Regions from separate parts of the Homo sapiens genome. Here region 2 is linked to region 1. A link is a contact called in ENCODE Hi-C or POLR2A ChIA-PET data. All regions are on one chromosome and are shown on one strand. Each heading gives the region's core, a stretch centred on a gene start or an enhancer-like site at or near the end of the contact. The rest is flanking DNA. Distances are from core to core; before and after follow the strand shown. Region 1 holds the start of TH2LCRR (T helper type 2 locus control region associated RNA). Region 2 has its middle 16 kb from the start of IRF1.

Region 1 (2,981 bases), core at 307-2,806:
AGCTATGAGAATATCCCAGAGAAGAGAAATTTTTTAAATGGAAAATAGAATAAAAAGAAAATTAAAGGACAAGTCCAAGAGGTATATAGTCAAAAAAAATGGCAGTTCCAATAAGAGAGAACAAAGAAGAAAAGTCATAAAATGTCCCAATCTAAGTGTGAATACAAAAATATATTATTTTTATAGTAAGTGAGAAAAACAGGGTGCAAAAGGTGTATATGATGCCACTTCACATGTAGGGACAAGGGAAAATAAGACCATATATTCACAGTTGCTTGTATTTACATAAACTAATAGGATACCAAAAAAAAAAAAAAACAACACCTAAGAAAAATAGTTACTTGTGAGGGAAGGTGGAGATTCCACTGAATTTTTTACATACACAGTTGACCCTTGAACAGCAGGTTCTGAACTGCACAGATCCACTTATCCACGGATTCTCTCCTGCCTCTGCCACCCCTGAGATGACAAGACCGACCCCTCCTCTTCTTCCTCCTCGGCCTGCTCAACGTGAAGACAGTGACGCTGAAGACCTTTGTGATGTTCCACCTCCACTTAATGAATAGGAAATATATTTTTTCCTCCTTCCTTGTGATTTTCTTAACAACCTTTTTTTTTTTTTTTTTTTTTTTTTAAGACGGAGTCTCACACTGTCGCCCAGGCTTAAGTGCAGTGGCGCGATTTCGGCTCACTGCAAGCTCCGCCTCCCGGGTTCACGCCATTCTCCTGCCTCAGCCTCCTGGGTAGCTGGGACTACAGGCGCCCACCACCACGCCCGGCTAATTTTTTTGTATTTTTAGTAGAGACGGGGTTTCACCGTGTTAGCCAGGATGGTCTCAATCTCCTGACCTCGTGATCCGCCCATCTCGGCCTCCCAAAGTGCTGGGATTACAGGCGTGAGCCACCGCGCCCGGCCTATAAACAACCTTTAAAAGACAGTAAGGGACACAGCAGGGCAGTAAGTGCCTCACTCACAAGAGGAGCAGCAATGCCAGAGGCCCATAGAGCACGGATTCCCAGCGCTGCCGTTTTACATAATCAGCCTTCTTGATTTTTAAAATTATCTGCATTCGTAACTTTCCTAAAAATAAAAATCTAAAAAATTAAATCCTTTCACTTACAAAAACAACTCTCTCAGGCCTTACTCCTCCTGACTGGGCATCATGTCTTTGCCAACGGAGACCCAGAGTCCAGAGAAACCCGAAAAAGCAACCCCAGCTTTCCCAGGATGAGCTGGTCGGGAGGAAGGGAGGTCCCAATCCCAGCGCTTCGGGGCCAGAGCAAAGCGAAGAGGCTCCCCATGGCCATAAGCGGGCGGCCCACGCAGCGCATTGCAGGCAGGTGCGAGCCACATGCGCCAAGTGCCCGGAGCGGCCCTTTGGTAGTTAGTGTTAATTAAAATTACCCGCACGGGAGTGGATCCCCGCTGACAATCTAGAAACAAGCAACAGACCCTCTGATGTAGCCATCTGTGCCGCGCCTCTCCGCACCGCCCGCCACGCCTTGGTCCCTGGAGACCACCCTCCAGGGCAGGGGCTGCCGCTCGGCCGGGCCCGCGGGGTCCCTCGGCCTGACATGGCCGGTGCTGGAGCGGCACGTGCGCGCCTCGGCCCCTCGGCCGCTCCCGCCCCTCGCCGGTGCGCACCGGCGCTCGGGGAGCCGCTGGCCCGGGTGTCCAGCCGGCCCTTGCCCTGCCTGGCGCTCGGACCGCCACCTTTGCCGCCCCCTCGCCAGCCTCCGCAGCTTCCAGACTGGCCGGTCTGCGCGCCCACCCCTGCCTCCCGGACCGGCCACCGCCGGAGGCCGCGGAGGAGGGCCCGGCCGCGCAGATCCCGCTTATCGGGCCCATCTCCCGTTACATAAGGCCACCCCCCTATCTCCGCGGGCCATCGCCGCCGCAACCGCCGCGCCAGCGCCTTCTCCCACGCGCGGGGGCGCCCCTGCCCACCGCTCCCGGCAGGGCTTTTGGTGGCCATGGGGGATAAGGGGCGTTGACTCACCCGGGCGGGGCTCCGGGAGTTGCACAGACCAAGGTAGTTCCCCGCTCCTTCCCCCATCACGGAGACCCTGTGGGAGATGCCGTGGGCCCTCTACTACAGATTAGGAAACAGGCCCGTAGAGGGGTCACACGGCCAAGTAGCGGCACTCCAGGCACTGGGGGCCCTCGAGGGGAAGGGGCAGACTTCTGGGAGTCAGAGCCAGCAGCTGGGCTGGGAAGCTTCGAGTGTGGACAGAGAGGGTGGGAATGACGTTCCCTGTGGGAAGAGAGGGTGGGCAAGCCTGGGATGCCTCTGAGCGGGAATCCAGCATGCCTTGTGAGGAGGGTCACAAGCACACCCTTGTGAGGAGGTTGAGCCCCATCGAGGACAGGACGGAGGGAGCCTGAGCAGGCAGAGAGGGGGCCTGGGGAGGCGCTGGTTCGGGGAGGAAGTGGGTAGGGGAGAAATCTTGACATCAACACCCAACAGGCAAATGCCGTGGCCTCTGCTGTGGGGGTTTCTGGAGGACTTCTAGGAAAACGAGGGAAGAGCAGGAAAAGGCGACATGGCTGCAGGGGCCAAGCCCAGGAGCCGCCCTCCACAGCACTCATTCTGCAGAAGGGAAATTTGAGGCCCCCAGACGGCAGGGGTTGATCCTGCAGAGACTGGTGAGCAAAGGGGATCACCCCAAGCCCCAGTGGCACTAGGAACACTTACAATCTCTGACCTGGACTAAGGCTGCCAGCCTGGCCCAGTTAAGAGTTTCCCAGAAGGATGGCCCATACACTTTAAATTAAAGGGGCCAGACACGTGCACACTACTTCCAGCCACTCTGGAAGCTGAGGTGGGGGGATCGCTTGAGTCTGGGAGTTGGAGGCCAGCCTAGGCAGGCAACATAGTGAGACCCCATCTCCAAAAAAACAAAACAAAACAAAACAAAAAAACACCAAAAAAGCTCCCAGAAAGACCTCTGAATCTTTCTGGATCTCTCAGTGGAGACCT
Region 2 (2,981 bases), core at 137-2,636, 150 kb before region 1:
CAGGCGTGAGCCACCATGCCCAGCTGGGAAGGTAAAATAATACAACTACAGTCACGTGCTGCATAATGATTTTTGGTCAAGGACAGACTGCATATACGACAATGATCTCATGAGATTACAATACTGTATCTTTACTGTGCCTTTTCTGTGTTTAGATATGCTTAGATACACAAATATTTACCCTTGTGTGGCAGTCGCCTACAGTGCTCAGCAGAGTTACTTGCTGTACAGGCTTGTACCCTAGGAGCAATAGGCTATACCACATAGCCTAGGTGTTTGGTAGGTTATACCATCTAGGTTTGTGTAAGTACACTCTATGATATTCACACAAGGACAAAATTACCTAATGAAGCACTTCTCAGACTGTATCCTTGTTACTAAGCAATACATGATTACATTGGAAAGCAATTTGGCAGTTTTTTAAATAGCTAAATATATGCCTATCATACAGCCTAGCCATTCAATTCCAGGTATTTATCCACAATAAAGGAAAGTGTGTGCTCACACAAAGATTTGGATATGAATGCTTACAGCAGCTTAATTTGTAATAGCCAAAACCTGGAAACAACAAAAATGACCATCCACAAGACAGTGGATAAATAGCTTATGGTATCTACGCAGTGGATTACCACCAGGTTCCAGGTTTAGGTAAGATAAAGTAAACATACTCCACCCTGTCTCTTCCACTAAGTGAAGCAATAGAACCTGTACAGAATGTATGAAGGACTCTGAAGAGTAAATAGCAGCAGATGAATTAGGAAAGAAAAATCAGAATTTGGAGTACCACGGAATTGGAGGAGTTTCCCATTTTTCCCTCTAGTACTCCCTGGGCTAGACTCGAAACAGCCTGAAACCTGGAAGTGAGCAGCAGGCACAGACAGTGGGAATCCCAGAGCCCTCTAGTTCTGCTTTGAGGAGTGGGGAGGGAACTCCTAATGCTCAGAAAGAGTGAGAAAATAACCACCCCCACGCCACCTTTTTTTCTTTTCTCCATTCTCTCATGCCTCAGACCTCTGGCATTCTTGTTGCAATGGCATGAGAGGACTAAAGGCACCTAAAATTCTAAGGGAGAGAAAACTGTCTGTTGGACAAGCCCCAAGAGGGTCTCCCTCCTTCCCCCCTTCTCTCTCTCTCTCTCTCTCTCTCTCTCTCTCTCAATATCTCTCTCCTTTTGCCAGTTGACCCTAGCTGAGGGCACAGTCGCAGGAAGTACACAGCAGAGCAAGGTAGCTAAAACTCCAGATTTCTGGCCAGAGGACCAAAAGGAGGAGACCCAGGGAATCAGAAAGTACCAGGGAGATCATGGAAAGGGAGGAATGCTGGAAACTGAACCCACAAAGTTGTTTATGAATTCCTGGGCTCAACTCCAAACTGAGCTTGCATGGATCTAGCATACCAAAGACTTGAGAACTGAACCTAAGGATAAACACCACCCTTTTCTCAAGCTGACCACTGGAGGGTGCACACACAGGACAGATCTAAACAGCACTATAAAGGCTTTGAAAATGGAACAAACATTGAAACTACAATCCACAGAAGGCTGGTCGGAACTTGTGGCCCAAATGCAGCTGCATTGATTGCCTGCTAAAATATAAACATTAACACTCTCCACAATGTTCAAATAATACCCAGAGTCTCATAAAATTTAAAATGTCCAGGATACAAAACCAAAGTATGATCTTCCTGGCCTATGATAGGAAAAATCTCATTTTGCATGGGAAAAGACAATCAAAAGAGACCAATGATGAGATGTTGGAATTAAGTAACAAAGACTTTAAAGTACTACTATGAAAATGCTCCAAGTAAACCCTCTTGGAATGAATGGAAGATGGACAGTCTCAGCAAAGAAATAGGAGATATAAAGAATAGGGAAGTAAAAGTTTTGGAACTTAAAAATATAAGGGCCAGGCATAGTAGTTCATGCTATAATCCCAACACTTTGAGAGGCCAAGGCAGGAGGATAACTTGAGCCCAAGAGTTCGAAGCTAGCCTGGGCCACAAAGTGAGACCCCGTCTCTAAAAAAAATAATAAGTTAGGTGTGTTGGCATGAACCTGTGGTCCTAGCTACTTGGAAGGCTGAGATGGGAGGATAGCTCAAACCTGGGAGTTCGAGGCTGCAGTGAGTCGTGATCACACCACTGCACTACAGCCTGAGTGACAAAGCAAGACCCCGTCTCAATAAATAAATAAATAAATAAATAAATAAATAAAATATAAGAACCAAAATTTCAGTGCTCACTAGGTAACTCAAGAGCAGAATATAAATGAGAGGAAAGAGGAAGCCAGTAACTGGAAGACAGACCAACAGAAATTATCCAAACAGAAAAACAGTGAGAAAAAGATTTTTAAAAAGTGAATAGAACCTCAGAGACTAGTGAGACAATACCAAAGGTCTAATATTTATGTCATTAGAGTTCCAGAAGGAAAGAAGAAAGAGTGCAGTGAAGATAAAAATGTTTGAGGAAATATTGACTAAAAACATCTTCAATTTGGAAAAGGACATAAAACTGAAGAATATATGTACATATATATATATATATATACACACATACATACATATAAGCATACATGTACCATTGCTAGAGAAAAATGACACATCACACATAGGAGAACAATTCAAATGACTTCAGCTTCCTCATGAGGAGAGAGGAAATCTCATCGTAGAGACCAGTAGGAAGTGGAATCACATCTTTAAAATGAAGAAAAAGAACCATCAACCCACCATTCTCTTCACAATTTCAAGAATACTCAATGAAAATATGCTTCAGGAGTGAGAGTGAAATAAAGACGTTTTCAGATGAAGGAAAACTAAGAGAGTTCTTTGACAACAGACCCGTCCTAAAATAATTGCTACAAGAAGTTTTTCAGACAGATGAGAAATGATACCAGAAGTTAACTTGGAATATCAGGAATGAAAAAAAGACCAACAGAAATGGTAAAGATCTGAGGTAATGCAACATTCTGTGCTGCTCTTGAGTTC

What was found. Hi-C counts contacts between places; a loop is a spot of excess contacts on that map. ChIA-PET counts read pairs that join two places held with the same protein, here RNA polymerase II (POLR2A). Pooled maps may share reads with other maps.
Region 2: a pooled map shows a loop between it and region 1 (2.5-fold over the local background). The contact joins the enhancer-like site here to the promoter of TH2LCRR in region 1. A Hi-C loop is called at or near these places in 4 of 37 single-sample maps with no recorded cell type and 6 of 50 pooled maps. POLR2A ChIA-PET finds 5 or more read pairs at or near these places in 8 of 52 experiments (GM12878, IMR-90, Panc1 and 5 more).

The regions. Positions count from the first base shown.
Region 1 is chr5:132,654,598-132,657,578 of GRCh38, forward strand. It overlaps TH2LCRR (T helper type 2 locus control region associated RNA), which reads right to left and starts at 1,557. Exons shown (of 3, transcript NR_132125.1): 1 at 1,454-1,557. It also overlaps a transcript of IL13 not described here. RefSeq lists silencers at 1,781-2,070, 2,131-2,220, 2,301-2,360.
Region 2 is chr5:132,504,850-132,507,830 of GRCh38, forward strand. No RefSeq gene overlaps it. Among named protein-coding and RNA genes, the nearest start is that of IRF1, 16 kb to the left of the region's middle. Within about 2 kb of position 1,387, at least 9 of the 41 ENCODE cell types and tissues checked have a DNase peak (open chromatin) inside an H3K27ac peak, as active enhancers do; they include IMR-90, where a contact is called at or near this core.